Linked DNA regions of Homo sapiens: regions 2, 3, 4, 5, 6 and 7 are each linked to region 1. Evidence: chromatin contacts called from ENCODE Hi-C or POLR2A ChIA-PET data. All regions are on one chromosome and are shown on one strand. Each heading gives the region's core, a stretch centred on a gene start or an enhancer-like site at or near the end of the contact. The rest is flanking DNA. Distances are from core to core; before and after follow the strand shown. Region 1 has its middle 33 kb from the start of NUAK2. Region 2 overlaps IL19 (interleukin 19). Region 3 holds the start of LAX1 (lymphocyte transmembrane adaptor 1). Region 4 overlaps IL19 (interleukin 19). Region 5 holds the start of EIF2D (eukaryotic translation initiation factor 2D). Region 6 has its middle 16 kb from the start of BTG2. Region 7 overlaps ATP2B4 (ATPase plasma membrane Ca2+ transporting 4).

The links. Hi-C counts contacts between places; a loop is a spot of excess contacts on that map. ChIA-PET counts read pairs that join two places held with the same protein, here RNA polymerase II (POLR2A). Pooled maps may share reads with other maps.
Region 2: a pooled map shows a loop between it and region 1 (5-fold over the local background). The contact joins two enhancer-like sites. A Hi-C loop is called at or near these places in 2 of 37 single-sample maps with no recorded cell type and 3 of 50 pooled maps.
Region 3: a pooled map shows a loop between it and region 1 (4-fold over the local background). The contact joins the promoter of LAX1 here to the enhancer-like site in region 1. A Hi-C loop is called at or near these places in 1 of 37 single-sample maps with no recorded cell type and 4 of 50 pooled maps. POLR2A ChIA-PET finds 5 or more read pairs at or near these places in 1 of 52 experiments (activated T-cell).
Region 4: a loop to region 1 is called in a map of CD8-positive, alpha-beta T cell, with 10 times the contacts of the local background. The contact joins two enhancer-like sites. A Hi-C loop is called at or near these places in 1 of 168 maps with a recorded cell type or tissue (CD8-positive, alpha-beta T cell), 1 of 37 single-sample maps with no recorded cell type and 6 of 50 pooled maps.
Region 5: a loop to region 1 is called in a map with no recorded cell type, with 20 times the contacts of the local background. The contact joins the promoter of EIF2D here to the enhancer-like site in region 1. A Hi-C loop is called at or near these places in 1 of 37 single-sample maps with no recorded cell type and 2 of 50 pooled maps. POLR2A ChIA-PET finds 5 or more read pairs at or near these places in 1 of 52 experiments (activated T-cell).
Region 6: a loop to region 1 is called in a map of natural killer cell, with 7 times the contacts of the local background. The contact joins two enhancer-like sites. A Hi-C loop is called at or near these places in 2 of 168 maps with a recorded cell type or tissue (naive thymus-derived CD4-positive, alpha-beta T cell and natural killer cell), 7 of 37 single-sample maps with no recorded cell type and 12 of 50 pooled maps. POLR2A ChIA-PET finds 5 or more read pairs at or near these places in 2 of 52 experiments (CD4-positive, alpha-beta T cell and T-cell).
Region 7: a loop to region 1 is called in a pooled map, with 7 times the contacts of the local background. The contact joins two enhancer-like sites. A Hi-C loop is called at or near these places in 1 of 37 single-sample maps with no recorded cell type and 3 of 50 pooled maps.

Annotation. Positions count from the first base shown.
Region 1 is chr1:205,286,966-205,289,665 of GRCh38, forward strand. No RefSeq gene overlaps it. Among named protein-coding and RNA genes, the nearest start is that of NUAK2, 33 kb to the right of the region's middle. Within about 2 kb of position 1,391, at least 13 of the 41 ENCODE cell types and tissues checked have a DNase peak (open chromatin) inside an H3K27ac peak, as active enhancers do; they include CD4-positive, alpha-beta T cell, CD8-positive, alpha-beta T cell and natural killer cell, where a contact is called at or near this core.
Region 2 is chr1:206,783,115-206,785,814 of GRCh38, forward strand. The region is part of intron 1 of IL19 (interleukin 19); the gene reads left to right. Among named protein-coding and RNA genes, the nearest start is that of IL10, 12 kb to the left of the region's middle. RefSeq lists an enhancer at 1,230-1,289. Within about 2 kb of position 1,442, at least 3 of the 41 ENCODE cell types and tissues checked have a DNase peak (open chromatin) inside an H3K27ac peak, as active enhancers do.
Region 3 is chr1:203,763,752-203,766,451 of GRCh38, forward strand. It overlaps LAX1 (lymphocyte transmembrane adaptor 1), which reads left to right and starts at 1,432. Exons shown (of 5, transcript NM_017773.4): 1 at 1,432-1,903. The coding sequence starts at 1,815. RefSeq lists an enhancer at 1,315-1,674.
Region 4 is chr1:206,802,054-206,804,753 of GRCh38, forward strand. All of the region lies in intron 2 of IL19 (interleukin 19), which reads left to right. Among named protein-coding and RNA genes, the nearest start is that of IL10, 31 kb to the left of the region's middle. RefSeq lists an enhancer at 1,125-1,174. Within about 2 kb of position 1,283, at least 6 of the 41 ENCODE cell types and tissues checked have a DNase peak (open chromatin) inside an H3K27ac peak, as active enhancers do; they include CD8-positive, alpha-beta T cell, where a contact is called at or near this core.
Region 5 is chr1:206,611,088-206,613,787 of GRCh38, forward strand. It overlaps EIF2D (eukaryotic translation initiation factor 2D), which reads right to left and starts at 1,378. Exons shown (of 15, transcript NM_006893.3): 1 at 1,200-1,378; 2 at 97-287. The coding sequence starts at 1,255. RefSeq lists an enhancer at 1,071-1,140 and a silencer at 1,431-1,640.
Region 6 is chr1:203,319,801-203,322,500 of GRCh38, forward strand. No RefSeq gene overlaps it. Among named protein-coding and RNA genes, the nearest start is that of BTG2, 16 kb to the left of the region's middle. Within about 2 kb of position 1,316, at least 24 of the 41 ENCODE cell types and tissues checked have a DNase peak (open chromatin) inside an H3K27ac peak, as active enhancers do; they include CD4-positive, alpha-beta T cell and natural killer cell, where a contact is called at or near this core.
Region 7 is chr1:203,648,972-203,651,671 of GRCh38, forward strand. The region is part of intron 1 of ATP2B4 (ATPase plasma membrane Ca2+ transporting 4); the gene reads left to right. Among named protein-coding and RNA genes, the nearest start is that of ATP2B4, 23 kb to the left of the region's middle. RefSeq lists a silencer at 1,561-1,730. Within about 2 kb of position 1,365, at least 29 of the 41 ENCODE cell types and tissues checked have a DNase peak (open chromatin) inside an H3K27ac peak, as active enhancers do.

The DNA of each region.
Region 1 (2,700 bases), core at 141-2,640:
ACAAGCAGGAGTATACAATGTGGCCGGGGGTGCATAGGAGTCAGGATACAGAGCCATGTTCTGTGTGTATGATGTTCACATACAGGAGCCAGACTTGACCATGGGAGACCAGTTTTTAAGTTTCCAAGGAATTCTTGCTCCCTAAACATGTACTTGACCCAGAAAACTCTTCAGCCTTCAAGGCCCAACTCCCTCCACGAAGAATCTGTCCAGTGTCTGATGACTAAAGGCCCTGGATTCAGATCCAGCTTAGGCACCGCCTGGTCATTATCTGACTTCTCTACAGACTGTGCCTCTAGTAGGCTGGAGCCCTGGACTCAACTCAATATTTCACCCCTGCCCCTAGCAATAGGGGGTCAATGGACATTTGTTCAATAAGCTCTAGACACCAGAAAGGGTGAACTGTCTCTTGGCTTCAGTTGTTCTGTGACTTCAGGCTAAATCCAAAACCTCTGCGGTCAAAGAAGGCCATTGCCACCCCTCCCCACCCTGTTCCCTCTTAGGTGGAAGGCAATTGTGGCCCTTAGAAACCCTCTGAAGAAGCATCTAACAGCTTTTCTCAGGCCGAAATGGGAGAGGGTGAAGGTTTAGGAAAGAAAACGGTCATTCTTATGTCTTTCCCCAAACCAGATGATTTCCCTTTGTTCCAAACAGTTGGCAAAGACGTCTGGGCAGAGAAAGGGTCCTGACTTGATGCACTGCTCTGCAGGCAGCTGGGTGACTCCGGCCTCTGTTGGTTTGCAGCCTGGGCCAGGGCTGGGGAGTTGCTGAGGGGTGGGCTCAGGCTCACAGTAGGTAGGCTGCTGCTTGGGCTTTCAACTATTACCTCTGATCACAATGAATTCATGAATTTATATTAGTTTGATGCATATCTCTTCCACTGGACTTCCAACCTCTGGAGCGCAGGAACCACACTGTATTTAATTCTGGAGCCTCAGGGCCTGGCACAATGTCAAGCACACAGTAAGTGCTCAGTAAGTGCTAGAGACAAAAACGCACTGCAGCCTCCCTGCCAGCCTGATTTCTGGAGCATCCCTGACTCTCTTAATGGAAAGAGCTTCTCAGAGCTTCCCAAGCTGACTAGAGGAGGGACTGTCATGGTCATGGGCCCTGCTTCCCTCTTATAGTTCTCTTAGCTGGAAGGCAGGATCCTTCTCCTCTGAGCTGCTTCTGAGGCCACTTATTTGTTTATTTCCAAACCCAAAAATGCTTCTTAGGTTTTGCTGCCACCTGACTTGAAGCTCTGACCACCCCAGTGCTACTTCTGCTCTGCCCCATCCAGACATCAAGCGAGATTCATTCCCCCAGCCTCAGACAAACCACACCCCTATCACAACCGTAACTATTCTTAGCAGAGCAGGAAGGGGGGCGCTGCCGAATGACCTCGCTGCCTATAGAGACTTCACCTCCACCCACCCTTCACTCACCCGGTGTCACTTCCCCCTTTTAATAACAACAACACTGACACCAAGTTTCACTTCCACCACTTCCTGTGGGTTTTGTTCATCCTCAGCTGCTGAGGTTTCTAGAGGGTGGGTGAGTCTCTGGCCCAGCTGCAGGAAGGTCCCTCTGACTATAAACTCTACCCCTAAGCATTTAGAGGCTTGCCCTTCAGTCCTCAGACACATTCACCTTTCTTTTTTTTTGCTTTTTTTTTTTGTTTTTTTTTTTGAGGTAGAGTCTCACTCTGCTGCCCAGGCTGGAGTGCAGTGCAGTGGCACGATCTTGGCTCGCTGCAACCTCTGCCTCCCAGCTTCAAGTGATTCTCCTGTCTCAGCTTCCTGAGTAGCTGGGATTACAGGCATGTGCCACCATACCTGGCTAATTTTTGTATTTTTAGTAGAGGCAGTATTTCTCCATGTTGGCCAGGCTGGTCTTGAACTCCTGACCTCAGCCTCCCAAAGTGCTGGGATTATAGGTGTGAGCCACCGCACCTGGCCACATTCTCCTTTTTTTTCTTTTTTTTTTTTTTCCAGACAGAGTTTTGCTCTTGTTGCCCACGCTGGAGTGCAATGGTGTGATCTCAGCTCACCGCAACCTCCGCCCTCTGGGTTCAAGCGATTCTCCTACCTCAGCCTCCCAAGTAGCTGGGATTACAGGCATACACCACGACACCCGGCTAATTTTGTATTTTTAGTAGAGACGGGGTTTCTCCATGTTGGTCAGGCTGGTCTTGAACTCCTGACCTCAGGTGATCCGCCTGCCTTGGCCTCCCAAAGTGCTGGGATTACAGGCATGAGCCACCACACTTGGCCCACATTCTCCTTTTTTAAAGCTGTCCAGAATAGGGGATTCTCCATCCTTCCCTGGGTCAGAATCCCAATATCTGATCCAAGTTCATCCTGTTGACTAACCCAAATCTCTCCTGCTATTAGGGTTGCCATATTTTGCAAGTAAAAATACAGAACACAGAACACCCATTTAAATTTGAATTTCAGATAAACAATGAATAGAAGGCCAGGGGCAGTGGCTTATGCCTGTAATCCCAGCACTTTGGGAGGCTGAGGTGGGCGGATCATGAGGTCAGGAGTTCGAGACCAGCCTGATCAACATGGTGAAACCCTATCTCTACTAAAAATACAAAAATTAGCCGCGTGTGGTGGCGTGCGCCTGTAATCCCAGCTACTCAGTAGGCTGAGGCAGGAGAATTGCTTGAACCCAGGAGACGGAGGTTGTAGTGAGCCGAGACTGTACCACTGT
Region 2 (2,700 bases), core at 192-2,691, 1.5 Mb after region 1:
CACCCTTTTAGGAACTGGGTCAGACATTGTGTGGTCATATTAAAGCTCAATCCCTGGTTGCCCACCTGATTGTGGGAGACCATCTATAGAAGGAGGGGAAAAAGAAACTCCTTTTCCCAGGGTGCTGGACTAAGAACTCCAGAGGCCCTAAGTTGTCTCGACCTTCAGATGTAGTTCAAAATAGTTTAAGGAGGCCCAACAAGGTTCTGATACTCTTTTGATGATTTTAAAAGTATTCTTTTTAAGATTAAAATACTTAAAATACAAGGAATACTTTCTAAACAGTATTATTCTTTCAAGTAATTAAGGAGAATCTGTTTGTACCTTGGCTTTTGGGTGATCTGAGACTGTTCCCAGCAAGAACCTTGAATTCAGGTGCCTCAAGCAGTGGGTTGGATATAAATTGGTATCAGGTAGTCAACTGGTTTCACGAAAGCGGCTAAGGGTTGTGCACTTGAGCCTCTCTTATGTGGCAGACCTTATATACCTCTGACAGCAAAGGCTGGAAGTGCCTTCCCCACTTTGCTCAACCCCCAGCCCTACCCTGGGTCCAAGTGTTCTGTTATTGGAAACCCCAAGATGTGCTCTGTCTTTGGGCTTGTCTTTGCAGCAGAGCATGGTGGTTAAGTGTGCGGGCCCTGGAGTCGGACTGGGTTTGCAACCCAGCTCTGCCCTTTCCCATCTGTGTGACCTTGGGCAAGTTTCTGAGCCTCCCTGTGCGGCAGTATCTATATACAATTGGAGATGATAATTGGTGCTGTCGTAGTGTTGCAAGGGCGGAATGAGTGACTGTACACAATGCTTGGATGAATACTTGACATACAGCAAGTAGCCAGCCCACCTGAAGTGTAGTGGTTGATGTTTTTCCTTGGGAATACTCAGCTGCTAAAAGCTAAGTATGTCTCTTCGTGGATCTGAAGACTTGGAACAGACCAATTTCAACTCCAATATTCTGAGGATGTTACAGGGAGACAGAGAAGTCAGTCTCATAGTAGAAAGACTGACTGGCTCAGGCATTTAGGAGGCCTAGTTTCCAGCCCTGGACCTTCTACTATGAGATCCCAAACAAGTTCCTTTTCATCCCTTGGCCTTGCTTTCCGCATCAATAATCCAAGGGCTTGCCAGAGTTGTTTTTCTAAGAAGATTTCCAAAGCTAATGCCCTTAAATTTTGTGATTCCCCTATCTCTCCTCCCAGCCTGCCCCTTCTGTTCCCCTCGGCAGGAGCGAGCGAACATGAGTGGTTCTGATACATATTTTCCTTCCTTTCCAAATCCACCAGGTCAGCACAAGACCAGGCCCTGTCAGCCTCTTCTAGCTCATAGCTTCTGCCCAGCCCTGGAAGTGCCATTCTGTAAGAGAAACAAAACCTTTTCCTCCGGCAGCTTTTGCGTGTGTTCACCTGTATTTCCTTCTCGCAATCCTGGCCCCCAGCACTTTGAGGTTGCAGTTTCGTTGTGAGTCAGGCCTGCTGAGAGCAGTGGAAATCAGAAGAGCCTCCACTTGGTAGGGGAGGACGTGATGCTGCCTTTTCCTCAAGAGCATGGCCCCGGGGGCGGCGGGGGTGTGGAAGGGAGGTGGTCACCTTCCGGAAGTGGATTTCTCACATTGACTGTTTCAGGGAGAAAAGAAGATTACTGGAAAGCCCTAGAAAGCGCTTCACATCTCTTTCAGAAAGAACTTTGCGTTCTCAAGCAATTATCTGCACCACGCAGTAAAATGTCTGTGTTGCGTTGATGCCTGCGCGACGCAGGCCTATGCCGAGGAGGAAGTGTTGTTGGTGTACTTGGCTCCTGACGTGGGACTCAGATAATAAATTCCCTTGAGAGAGGTGACCATGGGATCCTGGATTCCCGTGGCAGAGCACAGTGAGGCCAGTCTGGGTGCTGGTTCAGTCCCAGGAGTTGCCAGCTGCTACGGGCTTTGAAGTATTAAAGTCCCCCAATGCCTCCATTGTATCCCATGGGAAAAGGCGAGCAGGCAGGGAGGAATGGCCAGTGCTAGAAACAGGATATCTGACCCCTGTGAAAACCACTGTGGATGAATACTCGGGTCATGCAGGCTCTGGATCAGCAGATTCTTGGATCCTTGAAGGAGGGTCCATGCAGGTAGACTTCAGGTAGACTGAAGACCCATGGAACACAAACATATATATAATGCAAAAGAACACATACACCACCCCCAATTTAGAAGTGCCTGTTTTCTATGGACTTGAGTGGCAACCATTGGCACTTCCTTAACCGTGCTTGTGAGAAATCCTTTACGAAATCACCAGCAACTTCTAGAGAGTCAGGAGGTCAAATACAGTGGTGGGAAAGAAGCCATGAAAATAACACTGAAATCCCTGGGTGGTTCTAATCCTGGAAGCTGAGTTCCTGTGGGGCTGATCTGTGAGCTGGGACAGGTGGGGAGGAGAGTAGGTCATCTGGGAGCATGTGGTTAAGCAGAGCAGAAGGTTAGCATTTCAATGGAGGGCTTACAGCCCCTCAGAGGGGAAAGTGCAGAGGGACCTCCAGAGAGGGCAGCCAGGGAGAGGGAGCAGAGTGTGACAGAAGTTGACCCAAGACGACCTCGACTATTTCAGATGTTGCCTGAGGCTGTTCATATGTCCAGTAGGAGAAAGAAGCTGTCCTTTGTAAATCTCATAGACCCCCAGCTCCCAAGAACCTGAACTAAGTTTGGTCCTATTTATAGTGTAACCC
Region 3 (2,700 bases), core at 182-2,681, 1.5 Mb before region 1:
CAACCAGAGGGAAGATTGGTCTAACTGCAGCAGATTGGGTAGATAAGATAAGTGAGGCCCTGAAATGATCACATGCAATGGAAAAGTTCTTTAAAAAAAAAAAAAATTTTTTTTTTTTAATTAGCAGTCATGGTTCTGAGGTTTGGTTCCATGTGCCCTTTCCGTGTACTGCCTTCCGAGGTCCTGATTCTCACAGTCCCTTATTGGTTCCAATGGCCCAGGACCCCAGTCCTTGCCACCAGCATGATGGATCTTGTGAGTAGTCCTAGTTCCTACTCAGACCTGATCCAAAGGAGAAGTGGGCAGAGACCCAGGTTCCAGCTCCAGCACCAGCTGCCTCTGAGCCATTTCTGCTTCCTACCAGGTGAAGCTCCTGGGAGGGAAGGGGCCCAGGACCTGGAATGATAAAGCTCCCTGGAAAGCCAGCCATGGCCAGTCTGCAGCCCCTGGGGACTCTGTGAGAGTCTGGATGCAGACAGGCCAGGGGCTGCCACCTCAGGAAAGCTGAGGACCTCAATGTCCACTGGGAAGAGATGGGAGGGAGGCATGGTTCTAGGAGGGTACTGCTGGTCTGCCCTTCCATTCATCTGGGAATCCATTTCCTTGTGGAAAGTGCAATCAGAGAGGTTCTTCACATCCTTACAACAGTCTTAGTGGCCCCTTCTCTTTGGACTCTCCCAAGATGCAAAGAGTGTTTCCGGAGATTAGTAGGCTCAAGAAGGGAGGGGAGTTAGCAATAAATTTTGAACAATCTTCAAACACTTTGGGTAGCTCTTAAGGATGAACTTGTTCAGCTTCTGAGACAGGTGTGTGACAAGTAAGACTGTGACTGATCTTCAGAAGAGCCCTGAGAACAGGAGATCACCAGCAGCCAGGAGCTGTGGAAGGTTGCCTTGGGGGAGCAGGGGTCCTGCTAACCCAGCATAACTTCTATTCTTAAGGTAGTACCCAGAGCAGAGGTTCCCAAAACATGAAACACAGATGAGCTCCATCAAAATCACCTGAAAGCTCCATCAAATTCACCTGGAAAGCATCGATAGCCAAAGCCTGCCCCCTCTGCAGCCTCCACCCACTGAATCAGAAGAGGGTCCCGGAGATCTGCATTTCACTCTAAAAGGCAACCTCCAGTGCTCCTTAGACTTGCTTAGAAAATACTGTAAATCTGAAGACTTATACAACTCTAAGTGTCTCAGAAACTCAGGGTGAAGAATCACAAGTTCTCTACTACCCTGCCCCATTTTTAATCACACTCATCACAGACCACAGAGCACCTGGCAAACCCAGGAACGGTGGGTTGAAGATATGTTTTCTTCTAGCAGATTAAGAGCTGAGCAGAGTTTCCTGTGCCCTGTGCTTCATTAGCACATTGGTGGTGTCGTTTCCGGTGACTGACTCTCTGTTTCCATTCTGGCAAAGTGGTTTGCTCTTTTCACTCTGCTTTGGGTGTTGAAGGAAGACGAGCTTCTCACGGAGCCTCTCTTGAGCCTCTTGGCAGTTTCCCCCTCTGTGCCCCTCACGTTTCCACCAGAAACGTGAAGGCAGAGGCCACAGATTCTCCCTGAGCCACCTCACTTGGAAGCACCATGTCCGGATGAGATCGCACTTCCTGCAGTGGGCATTAGCCACGTCCAGGTAGAACCAAACCTGTTGCTTTTGTATGTTGGGTCAACTTGGCCTGACGTTTCAGAGGTAGACACGAGATAGGGAGTTTGTTGCGGGGGTGGGGAGAAGTGGTAGACATGCTGGCTAACTGATTATGATTAAGAGAAACTTAGAAGCTGAAGCCAGAGAGCATCTCAAAGGTTCCTGATACAATGGATGGTGTCACTCCAACCCTTTCGACAATCAGAGGGAGGACCTTGGAGTCCAGCACTCTGCATGTGACTCCCCGCAGCCTGGACAGGTGAGTGACTCAGGGTGGTGAGCTCCACCCTGCCCTGATTTAGGCAGAAGGTCCTAGTCCACCCTTAGGAGCTTCTTACACAGCAGTGCTGCCACCTCTCAACACCCAGGCTCGGTCTACTAAACCACCAAACTCTAGGCTTGGAGGCATTTGCTCAGGGGTGCTAGGGGGAAAGGAAGGTATTGAGGAAAGAAAGAAAATATTGTGGTAGAGGAAAAACTGTGATAACACTGGCCCTTAAAGCTAGTTGCTTAGACTGGTTGGATTTCTCACCTCTCGGAGGCCCTGAACCCTATCATCAGTCTTTCCTAGGTGTCACCATGACAGAAACAAAAGGCTGAGTTTTCCAAGGATGTGTTTTGAGATCCAAAAACTTGTCATGAATAAAAAATGTAGTGATAGATGTAATAAAGATACGTCCTTAGGACGTAAAATCTTACAGAACTAATCATGGGTATGAATTACTGCTACTACTTTCAATCTCATACAAACAAAATTAAAAATCCATCCACAGTTGAAACTTTAAAAACATTGGCAGCTGACTGGGCGCGGTGGCTCACACCTGTAACCCCAGCACTTTGGGAGGCCGAGTGGGGCGGATCACCCCCACTCTTGAACCAGCCTGGCCAAGACCAGCCTGGCCAACATGGTGAAACCCCGTTTCTACTAAAAATACAAAAATTAGCCGGGAGTGGTAGCATGCTCCTGTAGTCCCAGCTACTCAGGAGGCTGAGGCAGGAGAATCACTTGAACCCGGGAAACAGAGGTTGCAGTGTCATGTCATTGTACTCCAGCCT
Region 4 (2,700 bases), core at 33-2,532, 1.5 Mb after region 1:
CAGCACAGGGGGCTCCCAGCATGGTCCTGGGCTCCTTGTGTGCATCAGTGAATGCACCAGGCCTTTGCAGAAACTTGATGTATTGGCACTGATCCATAGAGAAGGGAACAGAGGCCCAGGAAGGAAGGTCACACAGCTTATGAGTTGGTGATGGAGATGGGATTAGACCATTCCATTAGACTTTAAAACACATGGCTTATTGGGGCCCTAGAGAACACCTAGTAATTCAGGTTGCCTGGTGCCTACAGTAAGTCAGTAGGTTGTGAGAGGAAAGGTGTACATGACAGAATTATATTATTCATAATATCTGGGTGGTTTTTTTTTCTGCCTTCCATGTACCAAAACCTGGGCTAAGCATTTTTATATATTACCTCATCAAAACGAACAGCACCTTTATCAAGCGATTACCCCTATTTTACAGATAAGGAAACTAAATGTCAGAGAGTTCAATAATTTTCCCAAGATCACGAAGCCAATAAGTGATGGAGTCATGACTTAAATTCAGGTCTTTTGGTGACACAACCCAGACTAATTGGGAAAGAGCTTCATGGGTAAATCGTGAGTCATACTTAATTTCAATTCCTGGTGACATAATGAGGGTACAAATTTTCAATTTTTTTTTTCTTTTTTTTTTGCCATGGGCAAGTTCCAAGCCTGGGCTTCTCTTCCAACACTGTCCCTCCCTTCCCTGTATAGTTCTGCTCACTTGTCCTGTCTTCTTGCTCTGTCCTCTATGCCCACATGTATAGAACTGGATCCCCAATCAAGGCTAACTGCTAGCCTTAAAGAAAGACCAATCTTCTGGCAGATAAGAAGGACTGTTAAGGAAGACGAGGGGACAGGAAAGCAAGGGGAATGTCAAAGAAATAAGGGGCCTGGCCAATATCTCAAGAACAGAAGCAGCTGTGGCCCTGGAAGGGCGAGGGGGACGTCATTTCCTTTTCCAGATCCCTTTTTTCCTTTGAGGTTCAGTCCCAAATGGGTAAAGTTCAAATACTAGTCTTACTCAGAATTCCCTAGTCCTGCTTGCTCAAAAGGTGGATTTTCTGGCCTCACTCCAATCTTCAAAACATCTTTTTGTGGGGCTTGAGAGTCTGCCTTTTAAAATAGCACCCCAGAGAGTCTACACATTGAGGGCCTTGGCTTCTGTAATGCAGTTACATCCATGGGCTTTCGCTGTTGCTGCTGAGAGAACTTGGGGTGCCAGGAAGTCGGGGTTGGATGCCTTCCAGTTCCCTGCCCTAATCAGAGGCATTGACCTGGAGGCCCTGTGTAGGAGTCCCCATCTTTCGGAATTAGTGATGTGGTTAGAGTAGCAACGTGACTCTCTGTGGACGGAAGAAGGTAGGTCGGATGTGAGAGTCTCCCTCCATGAACATGTGTGCGTCATCTGAGTCAAAGCTTGTATCTTTACTCTCAAAAACAAGTCATTTTTGTTCCTGTCAGCATCTTGGCCAGCCCACAACAAAGAGTACAAGCTGGATGCTTGTACTGTGCTGCGATAAAGAGGCCCAGACACAGGCCTCAGGTGATCCTACAGAGCATGGCTGGAGAGAACAGGAAAGGATTATTCCCCTGGGGGCTGATGGGGCTGCCTTCAGCAACACAAAAACATGCTTACAGAAAACTGCTGGAGGACATAGGAGTGATCTGCTTGCAATGAGGTTTTTCAACCACCAGGAATGGGGTGACCTAGTCCAGAGCCCTCTAATAAAGTGACTTTCAAACTGACTGCACTTCAAAATAATCCTAAGCTTTAACAAATAGAGATGCCCAGGCTTCATCCCAGATGTACAAAATTCAACTCTCAGGGACAGGGTCTGGGACTCTGTGCAAAGCCCCCTGGGAATTCTGGAACAACTAATCTGGCATTGCTCTAGGAAATAGCACTTGGAAAGCACTCCAGCAAGGTGGGAGGGAAAATTATTCCAGCTTGAACACTACAATATCAAGTAATCCTTTCTCTCTTCGCCCTGTCTCTTCCCTTCCCTTTCTTGCTCTCTGTAACAGGCAGGAGGCTCAGAAGAGCTTCTTCTCTCACGCTTCTTGCAGGGCAGTACAGGGAAAGATGTAGCTGTGTAAATTCCAGGAGGGCTTCAGGTATATTTAAATATGGGTTGCTTGCCACATTCACCTGCCTATCAAGTTTGCAGATGACAACTGCAGAATGTGGCACCCAGGTCTTGAAAGTCATGAAGCAGAATTGGATAACATCTGTCCGAGTCATGACAAAGAGGGTTCCTGTGCTGGGAGTGGGGGCTAATGAACCTGGAGATCCTTTCCAACACAGACATTCCCTGATGCCAATGATAACCTTTTCAAATTGTTGTTTTCTTGATTTTTATCTGTTTCTGGCACCTCATTTGATTCCCTATATGACAATAACCCCCAGGTTGAGTGCACTGAAATAATTTAGGTAATGAGAAGCTGAAAGTTACTACAGATGGAAGGAATTAGGGTGTATAAAGTGTGCATTGTGTGAGTCATAGGCTGTGTCTTTAAGCAACAAGCTTTTATTGGTGTCAGCATCTTTCCAGGTACAATGCAAACCCAGTGAGAATGAGATTTGGGGTTTAAAAGTGTTTCTGACCAGAGATGCCTGAGGGAATGACCCAGGGATCAAACAGAGATGCAAGAGAGCAAGGCTTCAAGGAAACTCACCTCAGCCTGTTTCCTCAACTGCTTTCCGCACCTTTGTTT
Region 5 (2,700 bases), core at 128-2,627, 1.3 Mb after region 1:
GCTTATTTTATGGGAGACAATGGAAGAAACAGAGAGAAGCAGATGTTAGGCAAGAACTACCTAATGGTAATGGCCATCTTCGTCCTGTTGTCATACCTGTTGGATACAGATTTTTCTCCAGTTCAAAGAGGATGGGGTTACCACCACTCACGTACACAGTCACTGCATCCCCTTTGTGAGCATACAACTTCACAATGTTGAGCTCCTCCTTTCCAGGTACTAACTCAGAGACTTGATCAGTTCCAAGGGTGGGGAAAGCAGTTGTCACATCAGCTCGAAGCTTTCTCCTGTGGAAAGCACACCAGCACTGTGAATGCTGCCTGGACAGACTTTTAATAAATATCAAGAACGAACTCAAAAGTGCTCACTATAAAATCACAAGGGCCAAAGAAAGATTGCCTGGTTTATGATGTCCTAGTCTCACACACACTCTTCTGAAACATCCTAAACTCTTTTTCATCCATTGTCATCTATTTTCACTCATTCCTGGGGTATGCCTTCCCATTTTATGGGTGGGAAAACAGGCCCAGTGAACAATCCAAGTTAGCCTGACACAGGAAACAGCCCTGCCTTCCTGACTTCATGCCTAGCCCTTGGGCCCACTCCTTTCTCATACATGCTTCGCAAATATGCCAGTTTATGATTAAATAACTATGCCATGAGACCTATAGACAACTATAAAGCACTGGTTACAAAATTCCAAACACAATCTCCATTTGTGACCCTGTCTGAACAGATACAGTTCTTCTTACCACATGTGCCTTATTCCCTCCCACCTCAGTTTCCAGCTGTCTCTCCTGCCAGAATTAATCACTAGTCATTTTTTTCTCTTATACTTTTAATTCTTGGTATCCCATCCGATCTCTCCCAAGGGGCATTAAGCTCTTTGGAGGGCAAGAATTCTGTATTCCTTCACTTCTGCATTCTCCACAACACCTTAAATAGTCTGCAGTCAGTAAACTCTGACTTAACTACGTTTTCTTTTAAACTCACTAGACTATCCAAAAGAGAGCCAGGTCCCCCTCCATCCTCACCTCAAAATGTGTCTAACCCACCCTTGCCTCCTGGGGTCCCTTCCCTGGCATACCCCTCGGCCTCCACCCGAGGATGTCGGCCAAGAATAGCGAGGGCTATGGGCCAGCGGGGCCCAAGAGGTGTCTGGTTGTTCCGTGGCAGAGCAGGCCCCTTTCCTCCCTCACCTGTCCGACCCCTTGATGGCCGTGTTGGACTTGACCCGAAAGGCCTTGGCAAACATGTCTGCTGGGGTGGCCTGGGGAAGAGAGCACAGAAGCCAGGGAATGTCAAGAAAGCGAGGGCGCAGCAGCTGCCAGGCCCTCAGCCGTGGGGGCAGCCATGCTGGGGCCCGGCCGCGAAAAGGGCCCGGCTGGAAACCAGGGCCGCGCAGCTTCGTGGCCGTTGCCGCTGGGGAGGCCGCGGCCGCCCCCAGTGGCGGTACCTGGAACTAAAGCAGGGCAGGGAGGGGCAGGGCCCAGGGAACGCCCCTCCCCCCCACCTTCCCATCCCCTCGCGGGCCTGGCTCTGCGCCTGCGCGAGCGGCTCGGGTTCCCCGTCCGTAGCGACTCGGCCACGCCAATAGCTGTTCTGTTTATTTCCTTCCACCCCATCAACCTTAGGAACTGCTTTGAGTAGAAGCTCTCTGCAAGCTCCCATTCCATTCGGTTCGGTTCAATTCCGCAAAAATAATTGAACTGATAAACAGTTCAGGCTTCGGCCGGGCGCGGTGGCCCAAGCCTGTTATCCCAGACTTTGGGAGGCCGAGGCGGGCGGACCGCTTAAGCCCAGAAGTTCGAGACCAGCCTGGGCAACATGGCGAAACCCCATCTCCATAAAAAATACAAAATAAAAAAAAAAAAAAAAAAAAAAAAAAAGAAAGAAAGAAAGAAAGAAAAAGAATTGGGAGGCCGAGGTGGGCGGATCACCTGAGGTCGGGAGTTCGAGACCAGCCTGATCAACATGGAGAAACCCTGTCTGTACTAAAAATACAAAATTAGCCGGGCATGGTGGAGCATGCCTGTAATCCCAGCTACTCGGGAGGCTGAGGCAGGAGAATTGCTTGAACCCGGGAGGCAGAGGTTGTGGTGAGCCGAGATTGCACAATTGCACTCCAGCCTGGGCAACAAGAGTGAAAGTCCGTCTCAAAAAAAAAAAAAAAAGAAAAGAAAAAAGAAAAATTCAGCCGGGTGTGGTGGCGCATGCCTGGGGAGGCTAAGGCGGTAGGATCGCTTGAGCCCAGGAGGCAGAGGTTGCCGTGAGCCGAGATTGTGCCACTGCACCCCACCTTGGACAACAGAGTAAGACTCCGTATCAAAAAAATCAAACAAACAAACAAAAAAACCTCGAGGGCTTTTTGAATATTTTTCTTTATTTTATTTTATTTTGTTTACTTGGAGACAGGGTCTCGCTGTGTCACCCAGGCTGGAGTGCAGTGGCGCAATCTCAGCTCAATGCAGCCTCCACCTCCCGGGCTCAAGCGATCCATCCGCTTCAGCCTCCCGAGTAGCTGGGACTACAGGCGGGCACCACCACACCAGGCTAATTTTTGTATTTTTTGTAGAGACAGGATCTCACCTTGTTGCCCAGGCTGGTCTCAAACTCCTGAGGTCAAGAGATCTGTCCGCCTCGGCCTCCCAAAGTGGTGGGATTACAGGACAGGTGTGAACCACCAAGTCGGGCCTAAAT
Region 6 (2,700 bases), core at 66-2,565, 2.0 Mb before region 1:
GTGTGATGGAGTCTCGCTCCTTCACCCAGGCTGGAGTGCAGTGGTGTGATCTTGGTTCACTGCAACCTCTGCCTCCCCAGTTCAAGCCATTCTCCTGCCTCAGCCTCCCAAGTAGCTGGGATTACAGGCACGTGCCATCACACCGGGCTAACTTTTGTATTTTTAGTAGAGACAGAGCTTCAACACAATGGCCAGGTTGGTCTCAAACTCCTGACCTCAAGTGATCTGCTGGCCTCGGCCTCCCAAAGTGCTGGGATTACAGGCGTGAGCCACCGGGCCCGGCAGCACATTGCTTTGAGTTGACGTCTGGTGGCTCTGCAAGCCCTTCTCCCCTCTCCAACTGTCGTCACTCACACCTCCATGGCAGGAATCATTTCTATTTCCTTTTTCACCTCCATGTGCTTGTCTACCATTCTGCACGGAGCAGGCCTAAGTACACTGACCATTGGATGACAGATACGGGTTGAACAAACTACAGTGTGGTCCTCAGGTAGCTGTGGGGCAAGTGTCCCCTCCTCACCACCCCTCCATCCTCCCACTCTAAACCTAAAAGGAAAAGTGCTCTATTTGGGAGTCTCCTAAGAGGGAGTGAAGGAGCTCTGTAAGCTAAGCCAGCCTGCATACATGGTTCCCGGCACAAAGTCTACACACCAGTGAACACGTTCTTGGGTGGATGCTGGATGCTGATGGCAGGGCTTCATTTGATGTTGGTGAAGTCAGTTCTACCCTGAACCTCAACAACTTGAAATCATAAGCAGTAAATAGGCAGACACAGATGGAGATCTAGGTAAGTTTGGAAATAACTGAAGACTTATCTTTGGAATGAGCTTTCACATTACATGGGCGGGCTTTTACATCACGTGGGCTGATGAAGACTGATGATTCAGTCTTCATGCCTGAACCACGGGTTTACTTTTACATGGTCCACAGAGGTTCAGAAGCTCTGGCTGAGGCTAAGGAGGCAAAGCCTTCTGAGGAGTCTTTCCTGTATGATTGCTCTTGTTCTCACTCAAGGCAAGCTGGTGCTAGACAGGGATGATCCCTTTACTGTGTATGTGTTAGTGGGGGACTGAGAGGAGGATGGTGCATTTCAGCAACTCAGCTGTTAGTTCCCAGCAGCTGGTGGGTGCCATGAGAAGTGCAATTAAGCCCCTGACCCCCCTCCCCCAGCTCCTCCCCAGCCTAGCTACTCCCTTGCAAACCCTTTCTTCGTGGGCAGAATGTTCCCTTGCCAGCTGCCTGCTCCTCCAGGTGTTTCCTGTACTCTCTATTTACTGGCTGGGGTGGCTGAGGGTGGAGAGAGGGAGTCTGTTTTGGTTTCCTGTTAGCCAATGGCAGTGGGTGTGGGGAAGGCTGGCGCTCCTGTATCTAGGGGGAGCTAACCACAAGCAGCAGCTGCCTCCTGACACCTGCCTTTCTGAGAGCATGTAAACAGTTAGGGGACGAGGGAGGAAGAAGGCCTCCTGAGCAGGGCAGACACTTCTGTTCGGTCAGGCTGGAAGAGGTCATTTCATAAGCTCCCAACCTCCATTCTTTCCAGGGGGGAAAGGGTGGGGTCAGGTCACCCCAATGACCTCAGGCCTCCCTGGACTCTAATCTCTACATGAGAAGCCCAGGTAGTACTGGGTCTACCTCCACTGTCTACCTGCCATGAAATGGATGGCACTGCCTCCCCAGGCAAAGGCCAGGAGTGGAGAGCGAGACCTTGGCAAAGCCTCCATTTCCTTACCTGAGACCTGAAACAGCTACACATTCCCCACCTTCACCAAGGTCCCCAAATCCAGCCAGCTTGGTGCAGAGACACTGTCACGGGTTTCCCCCTGGCCACTCTTCCCAAGAAGGCAGGACAGTATTTTTGGTTTGTTGCAGTTTTTCCAATCCAGTTGAAATGATACACTTGTCTATGTATGTGTGATCCTTCCCTTCTTTCCTTCCCTCCCTCATCCCCTTCCCTCCCCTCCTCTCTCCTCCCTTCCCCTCTTCTTCTCCCCTCTTCTCCCACTTCTCCCCTCCTCTCCCCTCCCTTCCCTCCTCCCCTCTCCTCTCCTCTCCTCTCTTTTCTCTTTCCTTGACAAGGTCTCACTCTGTCACCCAAGCTGGAGTACAGTGGCACCATCTTGGCTCACTGCACCCTCAAATTCCCGGGTTCAAGCAATCCTCTTGCCTCAGCCCCCGGAGTAGCTGGGACTACAGGCGTGCACCACCACACCCAGCTAATCTTCATATTCTTTATAGAGACAGGATTTTACCATGTTGCCCAGGCTGGTCTTAAACTCCTGAGTTCACGCTATCCACCTGCCTCGGCCTCCCAAAGTGCTGGGATTACAGGCTTGAACCACCATGCCTGGCCTCCTCAGAGCAGTTCTATAGCATTGACATTATTACCCTTAGACTGTAGAGGAAGAAACAGGCTCAGAAGGTTAAGCAAAATTACCTATGGGCACAGTGCTAGTAACTGGCAGTCAGGCTTGAATCCAAGACTGACTGAATAAACAAGAAAAATTATAGCAAACAACCCAGGGTTTCTTATGTTTCTTCTTGTCACGCTTAGTGCTCTTGTCTTCTGGATTCTAGGAACTTTTACACAAAGCCACAGTTCACTTTGCAGATAGCCTACATAAGATAAGCAGTCTGACATCCCAGTCTTACACATCTCTTATGCCCAAGCTCAGATCACCTCTCCTCTGTGAAATCATTGCC
Region 7 (2,700 bases), core at 115-2,614, 1.6 Mb before region 1:
TCAGATAATATCCTCTTGAATACCTTACAGGGTAAGGTAAGTGACAAGAATCACTTGAAATACTGGATATGAAAGTGCTTTGTATATCATGGAGTGCCTACAAATATACAGATTCGTATTTATGGAGATTTTTGCATGGGAAAGTCCCTCCTTACTCCCCTGAGGTTGGGGAGACCATTCATTTCTCCAGCTCCTATAAAATTTGAGTCCTCTTTCTTGAGTAGGGTGGCTTCTCTCCACGCTGTAGAATGGGAGAGTGAATTCCAGTTAAGTGCGAATGATGTGTTCAAAGTGGGTGAAAAATCTTGGAATCTTGGGGCATTAAAAAGAATTCCTTAATTTATTTCCATTCTTGACCAAGCTAGTAGGTAACAGTGTGACCTTGAGCAAGTCACTTAACCTCTGAGCCTCACTTTTCTCATTCGTCATTAGTTTGTATCCACAAATGATAGTTATGATAATCTAAGGAGAGAGTATGGAATCTAAATGGAAGTGCTTTGAAAAGTTAAAAGTGCTTCACTTTAGGGTGGGCGTAGTGGTTCACGCCTATAATCCCAGTTCTTTGGGAGGCTGAGAATAGCTTGAGCCCAGGAGTTCGAGACCAGTCTGAGTAACATGGGGAAACCCCATCTCTACCAAAACCAAAACAAACAAAACAAAACAAAACAAAAAAATAGCCAGGCCTGGTGATGCATACCTGTAGTCCCAGCTACTCAAGAGGCTGAGGTGGGAGGATCACTGAGCCCAGGAAGGTTGAGGCTGCAGTGAGCCTTAATCATGCCACTGTACTCCAGCCTGGGCAACAGAGACCCTGTCTAAAAAACAAGCAAAAAACCAAGTGCTGTACTTTACAGACCAGAAAAATTGAGGTCACGGAAACTCCACAGCCCCCACTCGTACCCGGCCAGGCATGTCACACTCGCCACTCTGGGGCCCAGGGTCCCCATACGCTAAGTAGGGTGTGCTCCAGGTTACCTCCCCTTCTTCCAGAGCTGCTGAGGACTAATGAGAACACTCACTTGTAGACGCTGTAATAGCCTGTTTTGAAGCATCTCAGATTTACCCCAGCCTTCCCTTCCATGGTGATGTAAACGGAGTGGCTTTCACGCACACATCCCAGAACCAGCCCAGTTTTTGCCCTTGTCCTCTGACATAATGCATGCATTGATCAATAGACATTTATCAAGCATGCCTGCCCCGTAAAGCTTGGAGCGAGGCCCTGGTCCCCTGGGTTTTGGCAGCTCAAGGACGGGCGCTCCCGGGGAAGCTGTGCTGAGAAGTCGGCTGAGCCACTGAAGCCACAGGGTTTGGTTTCAGGGAGGCCAGGTGAGGGGCAGGGTGAGAACTGGGAGGGTTCCCCAGGTGTGTTCCCCGGGTTGTGGTGTGGTGTGATGTGGTGGGGGACAGGACGAGGGTCCCTGGGGAGGGAGAGAGGTGCTTGGCTGGCTGGGTCGAGTGAGTCATCGGCCCCCTCTGAGCAATCGCTGCTGCCCAGGTGGAGTCGGCCCGCCTTATTTGGGGCTTCTGTGCTGAGCCAGGCCTCCAGGGCTAAGGCGTTTGTTTCCCCAGCTGCTTCCCGGGCCGCGCTGGTAGCCAGCTGAGCCCGGCGCCTGCGGCTGAGTTGCACCGCGCAGAGGCCGGGGGAGCTGCAGGTCCGAACTCGGCCGGCCCGGGGCGAGGGCGGGCGGGGAGCGGGGCGGGCTAGGGCGAGCGAGGCTGCCACACCCCCGGGACTCGCTGGTGCGAGGCTCAGCATGCCGGCTGCGGAAGTCCCGCACAGGGCAGCTTCCAGGCCTCCTGTCCCTAGAGCAGTAAATGCAGATCAGCACTTCTGCCCCTCACTGTACTCCCACTCTCATCCCCTTCCTCCCTCTACCACCACCAAAAGGCCAGAATTTTTAAGTTGATTGATATTTTTTTATTAGGATAATAAAGTCAGATGCAGTATATTGTGTATGTTTTTTTGTTTCGTGTTGCGTTTTTGTAGAGATGGGGTCTCACTGTGTTGCCCAGGCTGCTCTCTTAATTCCTGGGCTCTAGTGATCCTCCTGCCTCGGCCTCCCAAAGTGCTGGGATTACAGGCATGAGCCACCATGCCTGGCCTTGACTGTGTTGTTAAATGGCTATTTTAGACCATGAAATTTTCAACAAAAGTTCTTATTTAAGAGTCTTGATATTTTTAGATAGTTCCATGGCTGTCTTTGATCATACAAGTTAAAAAATGTTGCTGGTAGAAATAGGAACCATTTTTTTTCTTCTCTCTCTCTGTCTCTGTCTTTCATTTCTAGTTCTATCTCTTTTGTTTATTTCTCAGATGCACAAAATTGGATGAGTCAAAATCTACAGTTCATTTTCTTGACTGGTTTATGCATGCCTCGCTTTTACTGCTTATTTATATATGCTATTAATGTTTTTTATTAACCTAATGAACACACTTGAACCCACCACCCAAAAATGAGATCACTATCATTTATTTGCATCCACCTATGACCCTTTCCTATCCCATCCCCCCACCTCATCACCCAGCCAAACCACTGTCTTGGGCTGTAATGTTGTATTCACCATTCTCTTGATAACCATATGTATGCCTAAAGAAACATATTATTTGTACTTGCTTTATATGCTTTATCTAAAAAATATACTAGCTGGGCACAGTAGTACGCACCTGCAGTCCCAGCTACTCAGGAGGCTGAGGCAAGA